Linked DNA regions of Homo sapiens: all the other regions are linked to region 2. The links are chromatin contacts, found by Hi-C or POLR2A ChIA-PET in ENCODE. All regions are on one chromosome and are shown on one strand. The core of a region is the stretch at or near the end of the contact, and the rest is flanking DNA. Distances in the headings are between cores, read along the strand shown. Region 1 holds the start of ZBTB20-AS5 (ZBTB20 antisense RNA 5). Region 2 holds the start of SIDT1 (SID1 transmembrane family member 1). Region 3 overlaps ZBTB20 (zinc finger and BTB domain containing 20). Region 4 has its middle 37 kb from the start of CCDC80. Region 5 has its middle 23 kb from the start of ZNF80. Region 6 holds the start of CCDC191 (coiled-coil domain containing 191).

What was found. Hi-C counts contacts between places; a loop is a spot of excess contacts on that map. ChIA-PET counts read pairs that join two places held with the same protein, here RNA polymerase II (POLR2A). Pooled maps may share reads with other maps.
Region 1: a loop to region 2 is called in a map with no recorded cell type, with 4 times the contacts of the local background. The contact joins the promoter of ZBTB20-AS5 here to the promoter of SIDT1 in region 2. A Hi-C loop is called at or near these places in 6 of 37 single-sample maps with no recorded cell type and 5 of 50 pooled maps. POLR2A ChIA-PET finds 5 or more read pairs at or near these places in 2 of 52 experiments (B cell and GM10248).
Region 3: a loop to region 2 is called in a map of CD4-positive, alpha-beta memory T cell, with 8 times the contacts of the local background. The contact joins the enhancer-like site here to the promoter of SIDT1 in region 2. A Hi-C loop is called at or near these places in 1 of 168 maps with a recorded cell type or tissue (CD4-positive, alpha-beta memory T cell) and 4 of 50 pooled maps.
Region 4: a pooled map shows a loop between it and region 2 (4-fold over the local background). The contact joins the enhancer-like site here to the promoter of SIDT1 in region 2. A Hi-C loop is called at or near these places in 1 of 37 single-sample maps with no recorded cell type and 8 of 50 pooled maps. POLR2A ChIA-PET finds 5 or more read pairs at or near these places in 1 of 52 experiments (activated B cell).
Region 5: a loop to region 2 is called in a map of B cell, with 7 times the contacts of the local background. The contact joins the enhancer-like site here to the promoter of SIDT1 in region 2. A Hi-C loop is called at or near these places in 6 of 168 maps with a recorded cell type or tissue (B cell, CD8-positive, alpha-beta T cell, OCI-LY7 and 1 more), 1 of 37 single-sample maps with no recorded cell type and 10 of 50 pooled maps. POLR2A ChIA-PET finds 5 or more read pairs at or near these places in 2 of 52 experiments (activated CD4-positive, alpha-beta T cell and activated CD8-positive, alpha-beta T cell).
Region 6: a loop to region 2 is called in a map of CD4-positive, alpha-beta T cell, with 3 times the contacts of the local background. The contact joins the promoter of CCDC191 here to the promoter of SIDT1 in region 2. A Hi-C loop is called at or near these places in 4 of 168 maps with a recorded cell type or tissue (CD4-positive, alpha-beta T cell, CD8-positive, alpha-beta T cell and naive thymus-derived CD4-positive, alpha-beta T cell) and 11 of 50 pooled maps.

The regions. Positions count from the first base shown.
Region 1 is chr3:114,451,719-114,455,769 of GRCh38, reverse strand. ZBTB20-AS5 (ZBTB20 antisense RNA 5) reads right to left here and starts at 2,177. Exons shown (of 3, transcript NR_121661.1): 1 at 2,130-2,177. All of the region lies in intron 7 of ZBTB20 (zinc finger and BTB domain containing 20), which reads left to right.
Region 2 is chr3:113,530,194-113,534,073 of GRCh38, reverse strand. It overlaps SIDT1 (SID1 transmembrane family member 1), which reads right to left and starts at 1,519. Exons shown (of 25, transcript NM_017699.3): 1 at 831-1,519. The coding sequence starts at 1,052. RefSeq lists enhancers at 628-757, 1,228-1,557, 1,698-1,887, 1,908-2,127 and a silencer at 908-957.
Region 3 is chr3:114,337,261-114,341,140 of GRCh38, reverse strand. It overlaps ZBTB20 (zinc finger and BTB domain containing 20), which reads left to right. Exons shown (of 12, transcript NM_001348800.3): 12 at 1,715-3,880. The coding sequence ends at 2,136. Among named protein-coding and RNA genes, the nearest start is that of ZBTB20-AS1, 13 kb to the left of the region's middle. Within about 2 kb of position 2,325, at least 2 of the 41 ENCODE cell types and tissues checked have a DNase peak (open chromatin) inside an H3K27ac peak, as active enhancers do.
Region 4 is chr3:112,675,488-112,680,005 of GRCh38, reverse strand. No RefSeq gene overlaps it. Among named protein-coding and RNA genes, the nearest start is that of CCDC80, 37 kb to the right of the region's middle. Within about 2 kb of position 3,070, at least 14 of the 41 ENCODE cell types and tissues checked have a DNase peak (open chromatin) inside an H3K27ac peak, as active enhancers do.
Region 5 is chr3:114,213,031-114,216,962 of GRCh38, reverse strand. No RefSeq gene overlaps it. Among named protein-coding and RNA genes, the nearest start is that of ZNF80, 23 kb to the left of the region's middle. RefSeq lists an enhancer at 2,554-3,227. Within about 2 kb of position 2,647, at least 12 of the 41 ENCODE cell types and tissues checked have a DNase peak (open chromatin) inside an H3K27ac peak, as active enhancers do; they include B cell, CD8-positive, alpha-beta T cell and OCI-LY7, where a contact is called at or near this core.
Region 6 is chr3:114,055,171-114,059,222 of GRCh38, reverse strand. CCDC191 (coiled-coil domain containing 191) reads left to right here and starts at 2,697. Exons shown (of 17, transcript NM_020817.2): 1 at 2,697-2,846. The coding sequence starts at 2,757. QTRT2 (queuine tRNA-ribosyltransferase accessory subunit 2) reads right to left here and starts at 2,486. Exons shown (of 10, transcript NM_024638.4): 1 at 2,359-2,486; 2 at 2,117-2,224. RefSeq lists enhancers at 1-437, 2,546-2,955.

The DNA of each region.
Region 1 (4,051 bases), core at 928-3,427, 920 kb before region 2:
GAGGATGGATGGATTGTTTTGTACCTAATATTGCATCAGAACTTTTGCCTTTTTAGATGAGATCGTGCCGTGCCTAAAATCTGTCTGCCTATCTGCCCACTGACTTTGTCTGTGCTGATCTCTTGCCACGGTGCCTCTTCTTCCAGCATCCTTCTCCCTCCAAGATCTAGATTCGGCATCTGACTGTACCTGTCTTGTTCTCTGCAGCATCTGTCTGCTACACTCCTAGACCATCGTTAATAAACTTTCACACATTACACGAAAACCCCTAATATGTTGGCACCTGCACATAAATATCTATGGTTCATAAAACTAGAGGAGAAAACTCCATTTTTTAAAGACCTCTATCTAGTGCCATTTGTATTTGCACTTTTTGTTTAGTTGTAAGTTTTAATAGTTCCCCCTTTGAGGATTTGTCAGTACGAGCAGTATTGCTTATCAGAACACACCAACAGTCTTTTTGTAATATTCGCTTTTCCCCTTTGGTTCAGCCGAGCCTGCTGACAGATCATTCAAATTCAATTGTTTTATGTCTAAGCCGAACAGCTAATTAAAGTAGGGATGATTAACCTGACTGGCAGTGCCGCTCTCCCTCTCGCGCTCTCTCTCCTTCTCCTTTTCTCTCTCTCTCCCTCCTGTTCCAATCAGTCTTTTTCTCACACACTCTCTCTCTCCGTCTCTCCTCTCTCTCCCTCTCTCTCTCTCTCTCCCCCCCCTCTCTCTCTTCCCCCTCTCTCTTCCTCTCTCTCAGTCTCTCTCTCCCTCCCTCGGTTGGTGTCTCTCTCTCTCTCTCTCTCTCTCTGTCTCTTGCTCTACTGTTTTTTTTTCCTCTCTCTCTCTCCTAAACGTGGTCTGCTTGCTGATGGCAGAATGGCACTCGGAGATTTGTGCATTGTGTCTGGTTTCCTACGGGCAGGCTGACCCAGTGCCTCCAGGGACTTATCAATAGACCACTCAGAAGAGACACAGACAGGAGAGAGGAGGAGGGGTGGGGGGAGAGAGAGAGAATCAATATCAAGAATAGAAGGAGCTCCGAAGCCATTTTTTTTTTAAAGAAGTATCGGGACTTGGGAGAGGGTGACAAAGAAGGTTTTTCAAAGAGGCAGTGGAGGAGGTTCTAATAAATTTGGAAGGAAACAGTTCCCTGTCTTGGGAAAAGGAGAACTCCTGACTGATTAGCATTCACACCAGGTATGAGATGTTCGCTACCCCTTATCACTGTGTCGCAACCGAGATGGAAAAGCCTTTTTTTTTTTTTAGGAGACCGAGGGAGCATGTATTTTGCTGTGTTTGTTGTTGGGGGGTAAGAGGGGCGGCGTGAGAAGCTGTGGGCATTTGTGTATGAGAGCAGAAAGAATGGAAGCAGTACAACGGGGGGTGGGAAAGAGTATGGAGTATGTTACTGTCTTCCCTGTCTTTGTGCACCCCTGGGGGGTTACCCAAGTTCATTTCTAGCAGGTGGATTTAGACGGGAGTTACTTAACGCTTGACCGCCAGTTTTGAAAAAAAAGAAAGAAAAAAACGCTGCTTCCTATGTCTATTAAAGGAAGCTCCAATTTCTCTCTCTCTCTCTCTCTCTCTCTCTCTCTCTCTCCCTTCTCTTTTCCTCTCTCTTCCTCTCTCTCTTCCTCTCTCTCTGCCCCCCATCCCTCTTCCCCTCTCTCCCTCTCCCTCTCTCTTCTTTTTTTCCTCTTCTAACCAGACAGCGGGAGGGTTTCTGGCTCCCAGCCAGCCCAAAAGCCTCTAAGTGTTTTGCACTTGTTTCAGGGAGTAGCTGCCCGGGGATTTTTCAGCATTTTCACTAGAGAACAAAGAGTTCTTTACAAAGGGAAGGGTGGGGGGGGGGGGAGTGAGCTTAATGTCTGATATATGTTTTTCTATTTTTATTAGTTTTTCGCCTAAAAAGAAAGAGACAGGAACAGAACATTCACTCTATAAAGACACAAAGACATTCAAAAGAAATCCAGTTATCTTTTCTCCCCATCATCCCAATATATACATATATGTACATGAAAAAATTAAAAAGAAAAAGACTAGTTAAGTTGCATATGTTGCTCTTTTCTCCTCTTTTAATCTTTCCAAATCCAACTGTTCTTATGCTCACTTTATGCTATTTTTTTTCTACTCACAATAAAAGTTGTTCAGGATGCATCTTCTCTTATCATGTCTTTACCCTTTCTGGGTCGCCAAAATCTTGTGGAAGAAAGAACAAAAGTCCATCAAATAATCAATTTGGTGACTAGAACATCTTCTACTTTTGCCACTTGGGTAAAAAGTTAATTATGGAATTTGGGTTCCCAAAATACCAATGGGGTACATCAGTTCATTCGATCTCACAAGTTTTTGCATCCATCTGTTTAAAAGGTACCACTTGTGTCACTTGTCAGTTATTAAGAAAAGGTAGTAAGGGAGCAGATATTTGTATTTTATTTTTGTTTCTAATTATGTAAATGACAAAACCCCCAGAGAGATTTCTTGCCCCTTCTATGATACACTAGTTCATGCAAAATATAGTCTAGATGGAGATTTTGTCAACGATTCTGATTGCCACGTAGCTTTGTGTTCTCCATTTCAATTTTTGCCTATGCATGTATATTTTTACCATGAATTTGTGTTGTAGCAAACATTTCAGAATGCTTATCATTTTCAAATTAATGCTCCAACAAAAGCAAAAAGAAATCAGATGTGAGCTGTATGTGTAAAATGTAGTAAACAATTTTATCTTTTATATATGCTGTACATTTATATCTTTATGCTAATATCCTGGATTTGTAAACCCAAGATAATGTTTTCTTTCTTAAAGTTCTCCTCTTAATGCATTTATATGTTGATTGTCACTTAGAAATCTTTTTAAGGTACATTATAGACACGAAACTAAACAAGGGGAACAATTCTCAAGCTCTACAAAAATCCTTAAATATATATTATGTACCATTCCTAACTACAGATAACTGTTTTGCTAAGTAGAAAACAGCTACAACAGTTGTTTCAAGAATCAGAAACTCTTTTCTTTTTTTTTCTATTAACTGAAAATAAAATCTATTCATATCCCTGGGGAGGGAAAATGTAGGGGAAAATATAGATATATACATTTTCCATAATTATAGAATGCATTTATGTAACTGCTTCTTAAGGGTGTAATACATATCAGGGCAGAGTGTGATGCTCATCAAAAAACCCTCCTGGCTGGGAGGTGTGAGTGCCTTATGTTTGAAGTAACTTGATAACAAGGAGTCTTTTCGGGAAACCTTACTATGTATGTGTTGCCTCAGTAATGATCCTCAGATAAAAAACAAGTACTAGGTGGCCAGTGTTAGCACTTGAACTCACTGAAAGATATTAGAAGTAGGGGAACTTTTGGCAAATCCAGAATTTTCCAGGGTAACTCACTTCTTACACTTACATGTTTTCTTTAGGAATATTCTTGAATTGCTTTCAGACTTTTCTGTATTTTTGTAGAATTTTTTAATGCTTTTAATAGTGCTTAAGGAGAAAAATACTTTTAAAAAGAATGTCATCCAAATAAGAGAAACTCAGTCTTTAAAAAGTTTTATATTGAAGACAAGAGTTGTTTTGGTTTTGCTTTTTTCCTTTTTGCTTGTGTTCTATTTTTTCTCCCTGAATTCTTTTGTTGCTGTGGGCTGTTGTCCCTGCATTTTTAATTTTTCATTTGGTACCCCCCCTTTTTTTTCTTTTTTCTTTTTCTTTTTGGTCTGTTTTTGATGTGACCAAGGGGATCTTTGAAAGGGGCAGAGGGACTGGGATAACAGGCTGTTACTGAAAGCTGCACTAGCTCTTCTTGATCCCAACTCAGGCAGCTCCTATCAGCTAGTTGTGCCGCCAAGAGTACAGTGACAGGTGATAGCTGTCATTCTGGGATTCTTCGTGGATCTGACCTGAGAGTGACACATTCACAGTCGAGGAGAAAAGGGAAAAAAAATAGAGGAGGAGGAAAGAAAAGCTCTTTGAGCTGGAATACACTGGCCCTTTCTTCCTGTAGGCAATCCGCTCCAGTTCTTGGCGACGTGTCCTGCACTATCAGATATCATAT
Region 2 (3,880 bases), core at 270-2,769:
CTCCCTCTCTCTCCCCGCCCAGTGCTCCAGAGGTACCACACTAGAGGAAAGAAATGAACTATATGCATCTTCTTACGTTATATAATCGGAGTATATATGTCAAAGGGATAGTCACTGGAACATTTTTCCCTCCTTATCTTCCCTCAACTTTTGTCAAAAATAGGTCTAGAACTTTCACACAATTATCCATCCTTATTTAAAATCAAAACCTGGATTGATCAGCTGATGGCTGCAGTTCTCACGTCTTTGCCCAGGTCTTCTGGCGTCTCTGAAGCACAACGTGTGACAATGGCACAAAAACGCAGGAAGTGACTGTTGAATGCACAGAGGTTCTGCAGCTTCCGTCCATTTTCACACAATTTCCATTTTAGATTCTGAGCAGTTCTCCCTCCCCATGCGCTATGAAATAGAAGGGTCTGGCTGAATCAGCCACTTGAAATTAGGTTTCTTCCCTGCAGGGGATTAGGAACCGAGGTGCGGTTCTTCTTCGCACTCCACACCACACCCCGCAACCCTAGAAATCAGGACTTTCCTGGAGAAAGACCCAGCAGGGACCCAGGACCCGCAGACGGTGCGGGGAACTGGTGCCTCTGCAAAGCCCAGCAATGCCCTTGACCAGGCCAGGAGAGGCGCGAGGCGAAGCAGAGTTGTCCCCGAGGCGTGTTGAGGCAGCTAGGGCAGGGCAGCGATTGCTTCGGAGGAGAAAGGGAAAGAAAGTCCCCTGGTCCCCGAAGTCTCCCAAGGTCAATTCCCAGGGGACTCCAAAGCAGCGACGGGGCTCTGAGATCTGGCAAGTTCTAGGAGTCGAGCGAGGGGAGCGAGTGTCTTACCTGGTCGGGCTGGCTGGTGTAGTTGAAAGAGTAGATGTTCTCGGTGCTGAGGTTCACCACCCCGCTGTAGACATGATCGAAATCGGCGCCCCTGGCAGCGTCGAAGGGGTCGCGGCGCGGTGCCGGGGGCTGCCTGGGGGATTTCGCCGGGTGCCCGGGCGACGCCGCCAGCAGGAGCCAGGGCAGCGCGCAGAGCAGCGCGAGCCGCAGGCAGCCGCGCATGGTGGGCACCGCGCCCGGGCTCGAAAGCGGAGCCACCCTGGGGAGGGGGCGAGCGCAGAGAGGGTCCTTCCAAAGCCCGGTGCAGGGCCAGGCGTCCGCTTCAGAGCCGAGCGGGTGATGCCTGGCGAACCCAGCCGGCCAGGGCTGGCAGCGTGCTGACGAAGGGCCGATCAAATACTGATGCTGCCGCCTGGGGTCTCCACTGGAGGTCACGGGTGGAGAGTAGGGCGGACTGGAGAAGTGGAGATGTGGGGCTGCTGATTTTCCTCCGGCTTCTAAGTCCCCCGTTTCTCATCGCCGAGAATCCCCCCACTTACCCAGCCAGAATTTAGACCGATCTCTTCTCCCTCAACCTCAATAACAGCAATAATAAAAAGGCATTGGAGTCATTAAAAAGAAATACCCGCTAGTCTCGAAAAGTCAACCTGACGCCACATCGAGGAGGAAATTCGGTCTGTTTCAAATACGTGTGCACCCTGGCTGCAGGAGAAGAAATAGAAAGCAAAAGAGCCCGTCCCCCAAGAGGGTGCGCGAGTTCGCTTTCCCAGGCTGCTACCTGCAGAGAACTCTTGCCTGTCTGAACGATAATTACTCTCTATTCTCCCCTCTCTAATAGAACCTCTCCTCAGACACCTGTTTTATTTCTTTATTACCTCCTACTCTCCATGGAGAGTCTCACGTCATCACGTTCTCTCCCTCACCATATGTGTATGTATGTAAATATGTACAGTTAAAAAAAAAAAGATATGGTAAAGAGAACAATTTCCAGCACTGCCTGAAGTCTGGTCCCGGAAGTTGTCAAAAAACGACTCAGACTAACTAGATTTATGCAGAAGGCATTTCTTTCCACCCCAGCCTCTTACCTACTTTACCATTGCAATGACTTCTTCCAGATTCTGAGAGAAACCCCAGGATTGTTTTTTTAAAGGCAGAAACCACAGCCTATCGTAAAAAGGAAATACTTTTCTGATAAAAATTAGGGGATTAGATTTAAAGAGTTAAAGAGGCAGGTAAGGAGCAGGGTGAGAATGGGGCCATCAGAAGACCTTGCAGAACATTGAACAATCACAATTTACGTGTGGAAGAGAACTCACTGTTTTATTTCAGCTTCATTACTGTATACTATAAAAGAATGTAATTGTGTTCAACCTGAAGGACCATTTAAAAAGAAGTCATTAAGAAGGAAAAGATCTTTTTCAAAAATTTAAGATTACAGATTAAAATCCTAGTCCTTGCCATCTTTAAAGAGATAGATTTGTTTTTGTTTTTACCTTGTCTAATTCCTTTAATTTCTTAAAACATCAAGAATGAATGCAATACATTTGTTGTAAAGTTTTCTGTGAAATCAGAAAACAATGCTGATGGAAGATTAAGTTAGTAGACTCCTTATTAGGACAATTTTCAGTTTTAAAGTTTTGAATGTTCTTGGCCAGGTGCAGTGGCTCATGCCTGTAATCCCAGCACTTTGGGAGGCTGAAGTGGGAGGTGGGCTAGCTTGAGGCCATGTGTTCATGACAAGTCTGGGCAACATGATGAAACCCCATCTCTACAAAAAATACAAAAATAGCTGGGCGTGGTGGTGCATGCCTGTCGTCCTAGCTACTTGGGAGTTGAGTTGGGAGGACTGCTTGAGTCCGGGAGGTCGAGGCTGCAATGAGCCGTGAACACCCCACTGCACCCCAGCTTGGATGACAGAGCAGGACCCTATCTCAAAAGGAAGAAAGGAAGGAAGGAAGAAGGAAGGAAGAAAGGAAGGAAGGAAGGAAGGAAGGAAAGAAAGAAATTTCTTGAAAATATATGGGTATATGGGCAAAAATACTAATTCAAAGGAGAGTCTGGGGGTAAAACTTCAAATAGAACTCACTGTTTTTGAGGAGCATAACGAAATAATTTCATCCAGAATTTGAATGACTTTAAACTGTTGTATTCAAAATATCTGTGCCTCTTTTCAAAGTTCAACAACATTTCATAAACTTGAAATCTACGAAGGTCCTGGAGGTTAGCTGGTGTGACCAGTTAAAGGAGTCTCTAGGATTATGGAGTTCTATTATGGCGTTCTTTTTAAACACTATAAGAGATGAGGAACTGGTTCTTTCACAAGTCAACACCTTCTTTTGGGGGCAAGTGTCTCATTATTAGAAAGACATTTCATATTCTTAGTTGAAATCTGCCTGTCTTCTACTCACTTGTACTAGTTCTGCCCTCTGGAGTCATAGGAATAAACCTAATACTTCTTCCACATGACAGACCTGTGGGTATTTAAATGGTGCTATGACCCTTCCTTCAAGATTTTATCTCAACTTTACGCAACTAAATTGGAAGCAAATGGAACAGATCCTTCATCATAGCATGAAACCCAAAATATTTATTTTAAAGCCATTTGTATGGATTATCTATACCTAACAATTTGAGTTATATATTACAAGTCACTCTGTAATATTATCTAATCCTTATTCTAGCCAAAAGTCATTCAGTGACCTCAAGTAATTAACCTCTCAGGATCACAAGGTTGTTGTAAGGATAAAAGGGAGAATGATGTATTTGAAAGTACATTAAAAAGTTTAAAGTGTTGAATGAACAAATACTGTTATGGTGTGACTGCTAGTTCAATAGCTAAAAAATAAAATGTGGTCCATTAGGTAGGTGGTTTTTTTCTTTATTTTTAAAAGGAATTTTATTTTAAATTTTTGTGGGTACTTAGTAGGTGTATATATGTATGGAGTATATGAGATATTTTGATACAGGCATGCAATGCATAATAATCACATCATGGAAAACGAGATATCCATCACCTCAAGCATTTATCCATAATGTTACAAACAACCCAA
Region 3 (3,880 bases), core at 1,076-3,575, 810 kb before region 2:
TACGCAGCATACTGTCTGGTCAGTGTGCTTCAAAACATATCTGTTTATGTTTGAAAACACAATAACAACAAATTCCTGATGAGAGAAAGTTTAATAAAATGGATCATGAACATACAGCACTTAATACCAACCCTGCTACATAGTCAGCACTTAATACCAACCTTGCTTCATAGTAAGCACTCAATACATGGTGATTGTTTTCATTGCTGCTATTACCATAATACATCAAAGCTCTCCTATTTCATAATGGGAAAAAATGAAAAACAGTCAAGGCATATATTTTAAGTGGAAGTTAGCTCAAATTTTAAAAGACTTCTTACCTTGATGCATAGTCCAAATGTTGAAATATTATCCTAAGGAGTTTCAGAGGCTTTCAGTTTTAGTTTGGATCATGGAAGGACTTTTTTCTCTGAGGTGAGGGCCTACACTGGGCAGTCAGGAATGAGGTGGTAGAGATGGACCAAACACGCAGTTCATCTCACCTGTCAGGAGCAGAGCTGAGAACAAACAGCACAAAGAAAACAAGTCTTTAAGTAATCATCTTAAAGAGATGTCACGGACCCATGGACTTTAAGAATACCTCATGCACTGAGTATTATTATTTACCTTACTGTTTGTAACAAACTTGATCATTTGGTTTCTAAGCCAAACCAAAGCAGTAAACTGAGGAAAAACAAGGGTTTCCGCCAACAGGCTGAGAGCAAAGGAGGACGCAGGAAAACTATTTTAAAAATTGACCCAAGAGTTCAAAAGGCATATGGAAGCATTTAATGGGGGTGGGAGGTATCCTTGTAATAAGAATACCATGCATGTATTCCCACACTGCTCTTGGTGGTCTGCAAAGTGATTTCATATGTATTTTATGTCAACACCAGCACAATGAGGTAAGTAGGACTGTATACCTCAGAGGCATTTGGTGATTTGTCAGAGTGGAGTGTAGTGTGTTGGTGCCCAGATTTGAATAGGATCATTTGAGTCTGATATCATCATGTTGCCCACCGCCTACTCAGCCTCTACACCCGATGAGGCCAATCTGCAGCTCACTACAGTCAATAGAGAACAGGCAATTAACCCTTAAGTTATATTTTAGAAAGATTTCTGTCTAAAATAGATAAACTTGAAAGTATAGCTCTTCAAAATAACGTATTCCTGTGTTGGCAAATATTTTCCAAACTCACAATCAACACATAGGTGTATTTCTTAGACTACTAGAAGTGGGGACTTACCCCAAGGAACCAAGCTATAGTGACCAATATCCTTAGTTCTCAAGGATTCTAGAGCACCCCATGTCTCCAACGATCTTTCTTCTCTCTTATTTCTTCTATTTGTTTGATAATGTTAATGGGAAACACTAAATCCCCTAATCAGGACACTGAAAGTGACCCCCTTCAAAAGTAGCCCTCCCTTTTCCACGGAGTGACCTTGAAGACTTTTAGTGGGGAATATCTGGTAGCTTTCCAAGAAAGCCGTTTTATGGCACAGGGAAATGGAAAACAAAACTGTCCTGGCATCACCATAAAGCAAAATTTCTCTGCACATGAGAGGCTAGGAGGGCCTGGATTTTTCCAAACGAGGATGATCCATTAAGCAATCAAATTTTATTTTTTAATTGTTTTATTTTTCTTTTTTGTTGTCTTGTTTTTCCTGTCCTTCATTCTCTATCCCTTGCTATGTCTCGCTCTGTCCTGCTTGCTGTCTCTTCCTACATCAACAGGTGAGAAGCCCCACCAATGCAGCATCTGTTGGCGCTCCTTCTCCTTAAAGGATTACCTTATCAAGCACATGGTGACACACACAGGAGTGAGGGCATACCAGTGTAGTATCTGCAACAAGCGCTTCACCCAGAAGAGCTCCCTCAACGTGCACATGCGCCTCCACCGGGGAGAGAAGTCCTACGAGTGCTACATCTGCAAAAAGAAGTTCTCTCACAAGACCCTCCTGGAGCGACACGTGGCCCTGCACAGTGCCAGCAATGGGACCCCCCCTGCAGGCACACCCCCAGGTGCCCGCGCTGGCCCCCCAGGCGTGGTGGCCTGCACGGAGGGGACCACTTACGTCTGCTCCGTCTGCCCAGCAAAGTTTGACCAAATCGAGCAGTTCAACGACCACATGAGGATGCATGTGTCTGACGGATAAGTAGTATCTTTCTCTCTTTCTTATGAACAAAACAAAACAACAACAAAAAACAAACAAACAAAAAAGCTATGGCACTAGAATTTAAGAAATGTTTTGGTTTCATTTTTACTTTCTGTTTTTGTTTTTGTTTCGTTTCATTTTGTACTACATGAAGAACTGTTTTTTGCCTGCTGGTACATTACATTTCCGGAGGCTTGGGTGAATAATAGTTTTCCCAGTCTCCCTCGGATGGTGGCCTTAAGGCCTGGTAGTGCTTCAAGAGGTCCACTGGTTGGATCTCTAGCTACTGGCCTCTAAATACAACCCTTCTTTACAAAAAAATCTTTTAAAAAAAAGTAAAAAAAAAAAAAAAATTTCCACTTGTGAAGAGCACTACAAAAAATATATAACAAAATCTAAAAGGCCTACTGTCTTTAAGTACACCGCTTGCAGTGTTTCAGTGGACATTTTCACAATTCTGGCCGCTTGGACTTCACAGTAACCAGTTAAAACTGTGGAATATCACTTCTGGTTGAAAACCCAGAGGAAAGGCCCTGCTGTTTTCCACCTACCACGTTGTCTGATTTCATAAAAGGGCTGTGGGGGTGGGAAGGGCAGTGGGTTCGGTGGTGTGGGAAAGAAAGACGAATGGCAGGCTTCTTCCCCAGATTCTGCCCGGGTCCACACACCCTGGCCCACCTTCTCCATATCCCCCTCTTGCAGCAGAAGCCAGGAAGACTTGGACAAGCAACAAGCAACAGTGGCTATCGTATTTATTCAGTGTCTTCGCTGAGCCACAGCCTCAGCACAATCAAGAGGGACTTTCATGAAAGGCAGGAATGCAGATAAAACAAAGATATCAGAAATTTGCACCTATGTTTCTAGGTACAAGAGAAGGATTATTTCCAACAATCTTTGCAAAAAAAAAAAAAGTGTCAGGATATATTCTTGTGGAAGAGAAAAAGAAAAAGAAATGGAGGGTGGGGGGAACAATAAAAAGTTCTTGAGGCTTTTTTAATTCAAAATTTTATAGAGGGGCAAAAGTGACGTTTACCAGATAGAATGCTGATTTTTTTAATATATTTACAACAGTATTTGTGTAAAAAAAAAAACAAAAAAAGTGAAATTGTTAAAAGTAATTTTTTTCATTTTGGTTTTGCATACACTGCCACCAATTCCTTCTCTTTTATTTTATTTCACACACATATATATATTTTTTGGTAAGTCAAGACTGTTAAGGTTAGCGATACTGCTTCCAGATAGAAAGAATAAAAGGCAACTAAAGTTATATTTGAAAGAGAGGAAGGATATTTTCTTCATATTTTTTTTAATTTTTCTTAATTTTTATTATTTTAAGTATTGCCTGGGTTGATGAGGGCCTCTGTGGCCAGCCCATCCCTGCTGTAATTTGAATTGCTGCTTTGTATTTTGATATGTAGTTCTTTGACTTTAGCAAGCTTAAGTTGCCCCACTGAATAATTTTTTCAACTGATTCATCTAGAATTCTGTTCTTTTTCATGGAAGAGACTTTATCTTTCAGAAAGAGATTGCTTGCTTCTCCAAAATTTCATTGAGATCTTACAATTCTAGAATTTCTATTGACTTTACTTTTTTTCTTAGTGAAACACTAATAGTCTAGAAGTCTTGATAAATGGGGTCTTTTCTTTTGTGATCAGCCAGGAAGAGGAGTTCACAAAACTCTGCCATAGCTCCTCACCCTTCCCAACTACAAAGAGCATCATTATGAGAAGCCTGTTATAGATCA
Region 4 (4,518 bases), core at 1,821-4,320, 860 kb after region 2:
GAAAAGACTTTGGCAGCTTCTTAAAAAATTAAAAAATATCTACTCTAGGGTCTAGCCACTTCTCCTAGGTATTTACATGAGATAAATAAAAACCTATGACCACATGAAGACTTGTACACAAATACTCATAACAGCTTTATTTGTAGTAGCCCACATCTGGAAACAACTCAAATATCTATCTACAGGTGAATAGATAAAGTGGATGATATCCATTCAATGGAATACTATTTAGCAATAAAAGGAAGAATTGATACATGGAGCAACATGGATGGATATTAAAATAGTTACCCTGGGTAAAAGAAGACAGAGTATGATTATATTTATGTAAAATTCTAGAAAATGCAAATGAATCAAAGTGACAAAAAGCAAATCGGTAGTTTGCTGGGAGTGCAGTGGGTAAAGGGGGATGTGGAAAACTGGGAGGGAGGGACTCCCAAGGGGATACCTATGGTCTGAATGTTTGTGTTCCCCCCAAATTTATACGCTGAAGCCCAAACCCCCGAAGGTGATGGCATTAGGAGGTGGGCCCTTTTGGGAGGTGATGAGGTCATGAGGGAGGAGCCCTCATGAAGAAGATTGTTCCCCTTATAAGATAGGCCCATGGGAGCTCATTTGCCCCTTCCACCTTGTGGGGATACAAGAAGGCTCCACCTTTGAAGCAGAGAGAGAGCTGTCACCAGACAATGAATCTGCCAGTGCCTTGATCTTGTACAGCCTCAAGAACTGTGAGGAATACATTTCTGTTGTTTATAAGCTACCTAGTTTATGATATTTTGTTATAGCAGCCCCAAAAGACTAAGATAGGGCCCAAGGAAATTTTGGGGGATGATATATGTGTTCACTCTCTTGATTGTGGTGATGGTTTCATGGATAGATACAGATACAGCCTCAAAATTCATCAAACTGATACTTTAAGTATGTATAGTTTATTATATGTCAATTATACCTCAATAACACAACATTTAAAAAATAAAACTATGACTACAAATAGAAATTTTAAAAAATATACTCAGTGAACAGAAAAGGAAGTTTTGGTATTGTGGCTAAACTCCCTTTTTTCTCCCAGTATTAAGTAATAATACGTAGGCATATTTACTAAAATATTGCCATGTACTAGGCATAATATTAGATACTTTATATGTGTTAGTTATTTAACATTCACAACATCCCTGTGAGATAGATAACCCTATTAGACCATTTCATAATTGGAAAACCGATGGACTTAACCAAGTACTCACTTGTAAAAGTGGCAAAGTCAGGATTTAAATCATTCTTGACAACTACACTCACTACCTCACGTGAGACAAAACCCTCATTTAATTGTTAAACTGTGCTTGCTGTCTTGAATTAGAAATACTAGACTAGGAAGGAGACCTCCAGAGAGCCAGAGAGGAAGGCTGAATGAGGGCCAGAAATAATCACCCGGAACTGAGTTTGGAGTGATAAATACTTTAGCTCTGGCTCCATACCTGTCCTGCAACTGCATCCTGACTCTGTGTATAATACTTAACTGCCTGTGTCAAGTAATTCAGCCTAGACCTGACCCTTTCCCTTATTTGTGCAGGTGACTCTGTTTCTGCCCCAGGCCAACCTTAATACCCAAGGCCCTTCACCAGTTTTTGCAGCAAAGATTTTTTGGTAATTTTAGTGGTGATCTGGAGATTCATAGGAAAGAGTCACATCTCCCAATGCTCTGCTCAGTCCCCCACCTCCTGCAGCTACCTATTTCTCTAAGCCTCCCCCGACTTCCCCCACTTCTCCAGCCAGACTCCCATCACTCTTCACATTTCCTCTGCAGTGCTTGGTCCCAGTCTTCCGTCTACTTTCCTTCTTCACTTAAGACCAAGGCTATGTCTTTTACCCACCTCATTGCTATCAAAGCCCTTTCTCCCTTAGGAAATTATCTGGCCAGCTACTAAGAAGATAAATTTGTTTCTGTATCCTGACAGAAGTTATTGCTGTCTTCCCAAGGCTGACCTGACAAGTGTGTTGCTGTAGTAACCACATCTAAAAAAATGTGTGGCCAACAGCAAAGATATGGAATCAACCTAAGTGTCCTGTCAATGGATAATAGGATAAAGAAAATGTGGTATATAAACACAATGGAATACTATTCAGCCATAAAAAAGAATGAAATAATGTGTTCTGCGGTGACATGGATGGAACTGGAGGCCATTGCCTTAAGTGAAACAACTCAGAAACAGAAAGTCAAATACTGCATGTTTTCACTTATAAGTGGGAGCTATATAATGTGTACACATGGGCAAAGAGTGTGGAATGATAGACACTAGAGACTTGGAAGGGTGGGGGCACAGAAGGTGGGGAGATTATGAGAAATTACTTAATTGGTACAAAGTACATTTTTCAGATAACAAATCCAGTAAAAGCCATGACTTCACCACTGTGCAATACATGCATGTAACGAAATTTCGCTTGTACCCTTTAAATTTATACAAATAAAAAATGCATAGAGAATGGGAGGGGACCTTCTTCTCAAAGAGAATCTCAGCCCTTGGTTATTAAAACAAAGGCCAAAGCTCATGCACACCTCAGAAATCAGGTCTAAAATTTTCAGACTGATATCAGATATCCACTGGTGGCTAGCGGGTTCACCTGCATCAATTTGTATGATTTTATTAAGGAGGGGATAAAAAAAAGTTTGCACACTTCTGTCCTCCTTGCAAGCTTTGCACAGCTGCCTTCCTAGGGCTTGCAAAATATAGTTTCAAATGTGAAGGGGGCATTTATAACTCAGCATCTCAGGTCTCCAGGGGCAGGAAAAATGATACTAGGATAATGTCTGCCACCAACCAGGATTGTCTCTCTTACCTCCTCTGTGGCTGCATTTGGGAGAATAAGGGCTGAAAAGGCAGGGAGAGTGGATAGGGCCTCTCCAACAGTTTGGGCAGCATGAGGTAGAGAGCAGAATAAATACTGCTCAAGGAAGTGAAACCCGCTATTGGGTTTGTAATGCCTCTTTGCTGTTCTGCTAGCTCCCGCACTCCAGAGATGACTAAGCAGCTGATTCATTGTGGCACCCTCAGAAAAACAGCTCAGCCCTGAGAGAGGAGTCATGCAAGAGGAGAGGGCGCGCATGTGTGTGTGTGTGTTACGGGTGAGGGGGTGGTGTCTGTCAACATGTCTTTTAATGAGCAGTCACAGTATTTTACAAAGGCTTGAATTAGTTGCCAATATGTTTAAAGAAACACAAAGATGAGGTTTTTTTTGCATGAAAAATCCGAATTTGTGAATATCAGCTGATCTGACACCCTGTGTTACTTTAATAGCTTCCTTGCTGGTCTTCCTGCTTCCATCATTTTCTCTTTTACAGTCTGTTTTCAACCCAGCAGCCAGAGGGATCCTTTTCCAATGTAAATCAAATTATGTCACTTCCTTGATTAAAATCTTCCCATGATGTTCCATCTCACTCAGAGTAAAAGTGAGAGTCCCAGAAATGCTCTGTGAGACCTACCTGCTGAGGTACCCTGTTACCTTTCACCTGTCCTAGTCTTCCCTGTCCTCTTCCTCTCCTTCCCCTTCCACTTTCCTCTCCATCTCCTCCTCTTTCTTTTCCTCCTTCTCCTAGTATAAAAGATGGAACCAGACTATTCTGTGGCTCTATTTTCTGTGTGTTTTTGAGTAAATTACTTAACTGGTCTGTGCCTCACTTCCTCATTGGTGAAATGAGGCTAAAAATCGTATCCTGTTCGTAGTGTTGTTTTGAGAACAAAATGAGTTAATATTTTTAAAGCCCCTAAGACAGTGCCCGACACATAATAAAAATAATCCCATTGCTCTTCTAATCCAGCCATGCGGATTTTCTTAATTTTGCTCAAATAAGATAGGTTTGCTCCTGCCTCAGTGCCTTTGCAGATGCTCCTTTCTCTGCCAGGCTGTGGCTTCTACAAATACCCATCTCTTTCAAGCCTTACTTACCTGTATTTGAAGTGAATGAAAAATTGAAAAACAAAAACCCAAGTGGACCAAAAAATAAACAAACAAAAGCCAGCCAGGAAGAAATGAAGAGTATTGATTAAATTCAGCAAATAAATGGAAGAAAAAAAAAATCTCAAAATAAAGACTCATTTACAAGGTGGCTTTAGGAAAAGAGATTCAAATTAAAATTTAACAAGAAACATTGAAGAAAACTGGAAAATAACCAAAATAATTAAAATTTATAGTAATTTTTTTCTAGAAAATCATGAGGACACCTAAAGTATAAATTAGATATGGCTCAGCACTGTCTAGTTTACAATTTACCTTATGAAGTCAACTTATTGCTCTAAGTATTTGGGTCCAAGCATCTGGGACCAGCTTGTTACCATCTCTGACTATTGGAAAACCTTTTGCCAATTGCTTCCCCTCTGCTTCCTTTTCTAGTCCCGTCTGAACTGTCTTGTCTGGCCCTGTTTCCACCCAGGAAGCCGCAGATCCTGACTCCTTGTGTTTGTTTCTCTGCCCAGATGAGAAACACCCATCACCTCTGACTTTCCAAGGAGCAAATCACGCTCCGTGCCG
Region 5 (3,932 bases), core at 1,398-3,897, 680 kb before region 2:
TTTGGTTGAACCCCTTCCAAAGCTACTTATATTGTAATTCTTGGTGCTTTCAACATCCTTTTAGACTTCACAGAGCTGGGCTCCAGCAGGGCATTACTCACATAAAAAACAACAAGAAAACTGCCCCCAGAGATGTACCGGACCTGCAGGGAGATGCTCCTCCCAGAGTGCTGGCCCCCCAACTATCTCACCTCCTCTCTCCCAGTGATTCTGGTTCTACTCTACCTTTGCTAGCAACACAAGTTCATGCCCCTGCCTAGTCATCATCAACAACTACAACTGCAGCTGCACCATGTTTCACCCTCTCCCTCTCGGACCTCCGCCTCCTCTTACCAGCTCACCTTCTCTAGTCTGCCAACTCCAACAATTCGTGGACCACACAGAGACCTAAAAACCATTGTTCCTGGAACCTTTTTATTGTCTTTCACTCCCTTCATTCCCTACTTCTCTTCCCACCTAGTTTAGATTTCATGGACCATGATGTGTTACTCACTGCACACTCCTTCAACTGCCTCAACCCTCTCTTTCTTTGTCATACTCAGCTGACAAAACTCTTGGCCAGCTCTCCACTTCTCCATGCCTGTACCAAACCAGCCAAATATACCCAAAGAAAACAACCATGCTGACTGGTCTCACTTTAAAGTTATCATCACAAACCACAAGTGAGCCCTTAGTGTAGCGTGGCAGCCTACTCTATTTCCCTAGTCAACTCACTTTTCCAGGACTATTTCACATCTTCCTCTCTCTCTTCAAATCTCCAACACATTCTTTTCCTCCACACTGTCAGCTGATAACTTTGCTTCCTACTTCACTGAGAAAATCGGAGCAATTAGAAAAAGAACTTGCACAAGTTTCTACCCTCACATCTTTCTACACTATGTCCATGCGTTTACCTTCACTCCTGCTGCTCTGGATGAACTGTGTATTTTCTACCTAAAGCCAACCCCTCCACTTTGCACCAGATCCCAACCCCTCACGCCACCCAAGGACATTGCTTTAGCATCATCTATTTTCCTTCTCTACTGAATCAGAACTAGAATAATGTGAGAATAATTAATAACATGGATCAGAATAACGTGATGCTATTTCTCCAATCAAAACCACAAACAACAACAGCAACAAGAAATTTCCCTGGGATTCCACTCCTAAGTCAAACGACTCCATTTCTTTCCCCCTTGCAGCAAACTTCTTAAAATGGTTGTTCTTACTCTCTCTCTCATTCTTCTTGTCTTCTGTTGAAGACATCTCAAGTAGGCTTTTGTTCCCTCCACAGCATCTCTATAATATTCTATCTGAAATATTATACATTTACTTGTTTATTTATTTGCATTTCTACACCTTCACTAGAACCAAAATTACAGGAAAATGTGGAATGGCTCTTTCCTCAGCATCTAGAATAATGTCAAGTTCACAGTGGGCACTCCCTTAAATACATTTTGAGTGGAGGAATGAGTTTGGGATTTGAACCCATGCAGTGTGGCTCCAGTGTCATTAAGTCAGAATGGTGGAAGAGGGGCATCCTTCTCACCAGGGACTCCAAGAACTATTTGAGAATTGGTAAGGTTGGAAGTCTCCCCTAGTAAGGGCAGAGCCAAAAAAAACAAAAGCTGTTTATTATAACCCTATCTTGCCCCATCTCTGATAGGCTGAGAAACCCACGTTACACATCTGTGTTAATGTGAGAGCTGCAAAACACCCCTGTATCCTGAGAAGATGTGGTTTAACTTGACGTGTAACGGCATCCGCAGATACTATAGGGTACTTATGAGTCTTGTGTTGGTTTGCTGGTTTTTTTTTTAACTCACTAAATTCTATTTTAACAACCATGTGCTCACCCCACCTCCTGACCTAAGGTATTTTCCTTATCTGAGCACACCTGTGCTTGTTCCTAGGTAAATCTGGGCCAATGCAGAGTACTGTCTGCACTGCTTAGTTGGTAAATGTGTCTGTAGCATGACTATCATCACAACTGCCATCTGAGCAGCAGAGCCAGATGGAATCAGACCACTCATTGGTCTACTGAGGTAAGGATGGGCTTTTTAGCTCTGCTCTCTCTTAGAAACAAAAACAAACAAATCAAAAGACTAACTTTTTTTTTTTTTGCATTCACCTAGACTATTATGCCAGAACTTGCGTAAGAAAAACACTTCTTTCCGACCCCTGTAGTGATCAACTGATGCCTTCAAGCAGGAAACCTGATTGCCCTCATCTCAGGCTGAGTCTGTTTTATCAATCACAAAGTGACTCAACCCTTTTTTAAAAGCCAGCTGTGACCATTGACTCTGTGACCTCCTGTGGTGGTGAATTCAGTTTAAAAAATAATAATGTTAAAATAACAAAGCTTATTGAAGCTATTATGCTTCAATGCTCCACCCTTTGGGGGCTAAAGGAAATAAAGCAAGTTGGCCAGACCTGAGGAGTTGATGATACACATTTTCCTCCCCCAGAAGCATCTTGTAACTTGTCCCACACCAGCAGTGACTTCCCAGTATGGCGTTTCTCCCCGCTGCTCCCATCAGCAAGAGCGTGCTGACACATGGGCTGATGAGCAGTGCCGAGACTTATGGAGTGTGTCCTTCCTGCTTCGAACCTCACAGCCTGTCATCCTCTGTTGTCACACGCTCTTGCTCATTCGCTCGCTGCTCACACTAATCTAGAAGATGATCAAAGAAAAACTCCACTGACTCACCCCTGCCTGGACCAGCGCAGGGATTGGTCAAGCGTGCGCATTAAATATTACCAGATTCTAATCTATTATTTTCACCCGCTTGCTTGCTCTCTCACTCGTACTCTCTCACTTCCTCTCTCTCATTTTTTTTCAAAAAATAAATAAATGAATTCTGGGTTGGCTGAAGATTTCAGCAATGTGAGTGCTGTGCAGATGGATCCTGCTGAAGCTGGTGCTGGCTCTCTAGGGAGTAGCATGAAATGCTGGTTTTCAAAACCTGAGCAGCGTGTAAATGGCAGCTAAAAAGGAAATGCAGATTGGTGCTGAGTGTTAATTGTCTCTTCCTCTCTTCTTCACACACTTCAGAGACTGTGTGGTGGCAGGAGACAGGAAAGCAGGCCTGCCCCCTCGTGGGGTGGGCTTTTTTTTTTTTTTTTTCTCAAGCTGGACTGAGAGAATAACAACACCTAGAGTCCAAGTCAAAACATGGAATGGGTTTTTTTTTTCTTTCAAGTTTTCATCTGATGAAAGTCCGGGAGGTGGCACCGAGCTTGTAATGAAAGTAAGAGTCTGCTGAGAATGAGTCGATGAGGTGTGACACAGAAAGGGGAAGCAGGATGTCTTTGTTTTGAAATGACAGGCGATAAGCTATGGGGGTGCCTGGTGAGATTTTAGTCCATAACTAGGTAGCAACTTGTCAAATGCAGGCCCCTTAAATGCATCACAAGAATTCTCACTTGAGATGATTTCAATTCTAGCTCTGCGTGTGTGAGTGTGTGAGTGTATGCATGCACGCATAGCAAAACATAATTGAATGCCAAAAAACATTGTCATGTCCTGTTAAGGGTACAATTGTAATCACACTGGAACGAGAGCTCTAATTTCCTCCATTGCTTTCCTCGCTTAGGCAGTGACAAGGTCAGGTTTATGACCACAGCCCAGGCTCAGAGCCATTTATTTTCATCCCTGAAGACTCATGTTAGCCTTCTCCCAAGATGTTAATCAAGCAGAATCTTGATTGACTGTCTTTTCTTTTTACGTTTTTGTCTAGATGAAGTGGGGTCATTTGAATTTGTGCAGTTTTGAATAAGATGGGGGCAATAGAGAAGCAACTGGGAAAATTGACTAGCCTTTGGCAAGGAGAACAGAAGAATCTGGAATCCTTTTTTAAAATCATGAAATTCCTGTGCCCCACCTGAGTCACTGTAACCTGTACCTGCTGATGCCTCATTTCTCCATGCATTTATGAAAAGGCTGTGACTCC
Region 6 (4,052 bases), core at 1,448-3,947, 520 kb before region 2:
TGACAGGCTGTCAGTGGATCTGTACCTTTACAAGGACTAACAAAGATTCCCTGCACTTCTGGCAACACCGTACCTGTCCTAACACTTCCAGTGCGACCCACCACCTCCACTCTTCATTTATCAGGAGAGAATGGATTTTTAAATGTTTCCTAGCTGGATTCTCTACATACTGCCATGGAAATGTCCAAAATTTCCTAAGGCAAAAGATGGTCATATTTTTTGTGAAAGGAAAGCTGTATATATAAGTACACATCAGCATCTCTTACCCCTCTCTCCCACACATGTACACTTTCTATAATCATAGTATATGCATAGAAAAATGACTGAAGGACTTTTAAACAATGTGGTGCATTGAGCTGACTCAGAAATGACACACAGAAATGAAGAACGCTGGCCGGGCACGGTGGCTCACGCCTGTAATCCCAGCACTCTGGGAGTCCGAAGTGGGAGGAACACCTAAGGTCAGGAGTTCGAGACCAGCCAGGCCAACATGGTGAAACCGTCTCTACTAAAAACACAAAAATCAGCCAGGTGTAGCAGCACATGCCTGTAATACCAGCTACTCCGGAGGCTGAGACAGGAGAATCACTTGAACCCAGGAGGCAGAGGTTGCAGTGAGCCAAAATCATGCCACTGCAGTCCAGCCTGGGTAACAAAGCAAGATGCCGTCTCAAAAAAAAGAAATGAAGAACGCTACAATTCTAGAAAACAGTAAATGAAGATTTTTCCAAGGCATTCGGAAATCGTTACACCATTTGGTAGGGGGAAAGAGATAACGACGACGTTAAACTTTGTTGAGTATGTGTGTTAAAAATTCAGAAGTAACTGTTAAACGATTAATGACAGAATGCATAATTTCCAAACTCACTGGAGAGGGAAGTGGGAAGATAAAGAAAAATGAATTAACCTAATAAAAGGCAAGAAAGGAAAAGAGACCAAAAAAAAGAAATAGAAAACACAAAATAAGATGGTAGAATTCCAAATGTCAGTAATCACAATAAAAGTTAAATTAATTTCACATATAGAAAGACAATAATAGCAACTAACATTTATCGGGTATTTACTATGTATTAAGCACTGTTCTTTATATATTCACTCCATTAATCCTCAGATCAAATGCATAATATAGATACCATTATTATCTGCATTTTATGTATGATAAACTGAGGCTGATAAAATCCCCAGCTGGTAAGTGGCAGAGCAAGGACTTTAATTATTGAAGTCTAGTTTTCAGCGCTGTACTCTAATAGGCTGGGAGCTTATTAGAAGTTCCATCTGGTACACAAGCACATTATAATCTTAGTTTCCATTTTGCTATAGTGTTCTTCTTCTTTTCCCTTTCTCCCTCCCGCCTCTAATCCATCCTCCCAGTCTCTGCAATCTTTCTCCATTCTCATACAAATATTTAAACATACTTGCATATGGGAGGGAGTGTTTTGGTCAGGGTTTGCTTTTACAAAAATGGAAACATATTATACTATAATATATGCACTTCTCTGCAATTTGCTTTTCTCTCAAGAATAAACATTAGACGTCTTTCCTGAAGAAGAGACATAAAGCTAACTTACCCTTTTGAAAAAAACTACTTCGTGGTACTGCATAGTTTGTATGAGCACAATTTATTCAACCGCCTTTCAGACAGACCAGTTACAGAGCTGGTCCTAGGATCGCTGCAACAGTCCGAGGGCATAGCTTCCCTAACTTCATTTTCACCAATTTCAAATCAACTTTAGTTTACATTTCCTGGCAGAATGCTTCACATACATTTATTTTTAATCATTACAACACTCCAGTGATTCAGGTATTATCGTCCCCATTTTGCATGAGAAAACAGGGTCTCTGAGTTATTAAACAAGTTGCCTAGGGTCATATAGCCACAAAGTAGTTGAATTCAAAACTCCTGTTCTAAATCTTTACTCTGCTTTATAAGCCCATTTATCACCCCTAAATGGGCTGTCTCTGGAAACACCTCGGCTAAGCCAATAAGCCTGGATTTATCTTTGCTCCATGGGCCATCTCCATGGCCCCAGACCTCCCTAGGCACCTGGCTCAGAGATTGAAGACGGTCCCACCCTCCCATGGGCAGTTCGGAATAAAAACTTCCTGAAAACTCTACCTTTCAGCAGAGGCTAGTCGAAAGGGGCCCTTTTATCTCAGAGGTGTCGGCGACGCTCACACGATTTATGAGAATCTGAACTTACAGAAACCAATCCACCAGGACACCCTGAAAAGGGAAGCAGAGGAGACATGGCGGGAGTACAATCACCGTTACTGCAACACAACCAGGAAGCGTCTGGACGCGACGTGACTCATCCATCTCTAGCAGCTCCCACACCAGCAGGGCAAAGGGGCACTTACCTGCCAACAAACCATTCGACTCTTTCAGTCTTCAGACCCCTCAAACTCCTCACAGTTCACTACCACGTGTTGCAAAATTCTCTGCCCCAAAATCACTGCCTCCAGTGCAGAGCCAATCAGGGAGTACTGCGTCATCACTGGGCGCCAGAAAAAAAGCAAAGCCGACATTCAAGCGAGCCTTGATGACGGCAAGAGCGAGGGACCTCTGCCGTTGCTATGGTAACTGAGCCAACGCGAGCGGCCTGCGCAGAGCCTCGTGGGAGTGGTGGTTCGACGGTGTCCTATGCCTGCTTTCCTTGCGGGCGGAGGAACTACAATTCCCAGCGTGACCCGGAGGCAGCCCGGGCAGAAGGGCGGTTGCTGCAGCTTTGGCCGAGGTTCGGGCTCGAACTTGGAAAATGCTCCTGGCGCCTCAGGGAAGGTCCTTCTCAAAGAAAAGGATGGGGCTGAATCGCTGGAAACGGTTCACAAGGAAGCCGAGTCCCAAGGTGATCCCAATCGAGAGCTTTGGAGGGCGGGGACTTTCCCAAGGCGCGGCGCAGTCAGGAAGCCAGTCGCGGCCCGTCTGTGCTTCCTGCCTCTTCATCCTGAGCTGACACGCCCCTGCCTTGACCGCCCCAAAGCCAGCATTACCCTGAGTGAAATGCTCTAGGAGCTCTGGGGTCTGGGCACATTACGGCTTTGGTGGGCAGCATCGTGGAAGAACTGTTTGTAACGCTTTTCTAAAACCGGAGGTGTCTGCTAATGCCCATCGGGGTGAAAGGAGTTTGCAAACTCCGTTCCCCCTACCTTAAATTTTAGGAAACTTCTCGCACATTTCTTTCTTTTTCTCTCTCTTTTTTTTTTTTTGCAAATCTTGGGGTAATTGATCTTTATTAACGGGAGAGAGCTTCACATTAAATACCCTGCCTATATTCCTGCCCCTTCACTTTTACGTAAAGTATCTAAATAAACTCAGGAGTGCAAATGGATATTGAATACATTAATACTTGATTCACATAGTAATTTCTAAATTCAACCAACTTTCAAAAAATAGATTCTCTCCGTATCTATCACCCATTTGGATGCATTAGCACCTGAAGATAAGAAAAAAATAATAACCCCATTTTAAACTTGAAACATATGTGACATGTGCAAAGTCACAGTTGCACCGTGTGCTTTCCACAGACTACCTTTTTAACAGTCCCCAAAAAGATGCTTAAAATCTAAATGAGAGTACTAAAATGGAGAAGCTTCTCAGCTTTCAGCTACAGAGCAGTTTCACCAGCTGTTTTCACCCTTAAGTTATACTTTCCTAAATAATATTCTGTAGATGTATGTGGCCTTTTTGAGGGCCCCAGGCGATTGTTCTTGCGATTTATTCTAAATTTACCAGCTAAATGCATTGGACATATTCCACATGACAAATATGTTGCCCTAGATACTAGAGGGCACAGACTGAAGCATCAGGGAGACTTGGAAACTGAGGCTGCTGCTATTTCAATACATCAGTTGCATAATGTATTGGATCCAAGATAGGATATAGATATGGACTTGATGATGAAAGGTAAAAATTTAGAATAATTTCTTAGGACTCCAAAAGGAAGGATTTTTGCTGCTAGTGCTCATTATTACTGCCTAGAGAAAAAAAGGTAAAAACATAGGGCTTCTTCAAGTTCAGTTGTATTTTAATTAGATCAGCTCTTTCTTTGTTG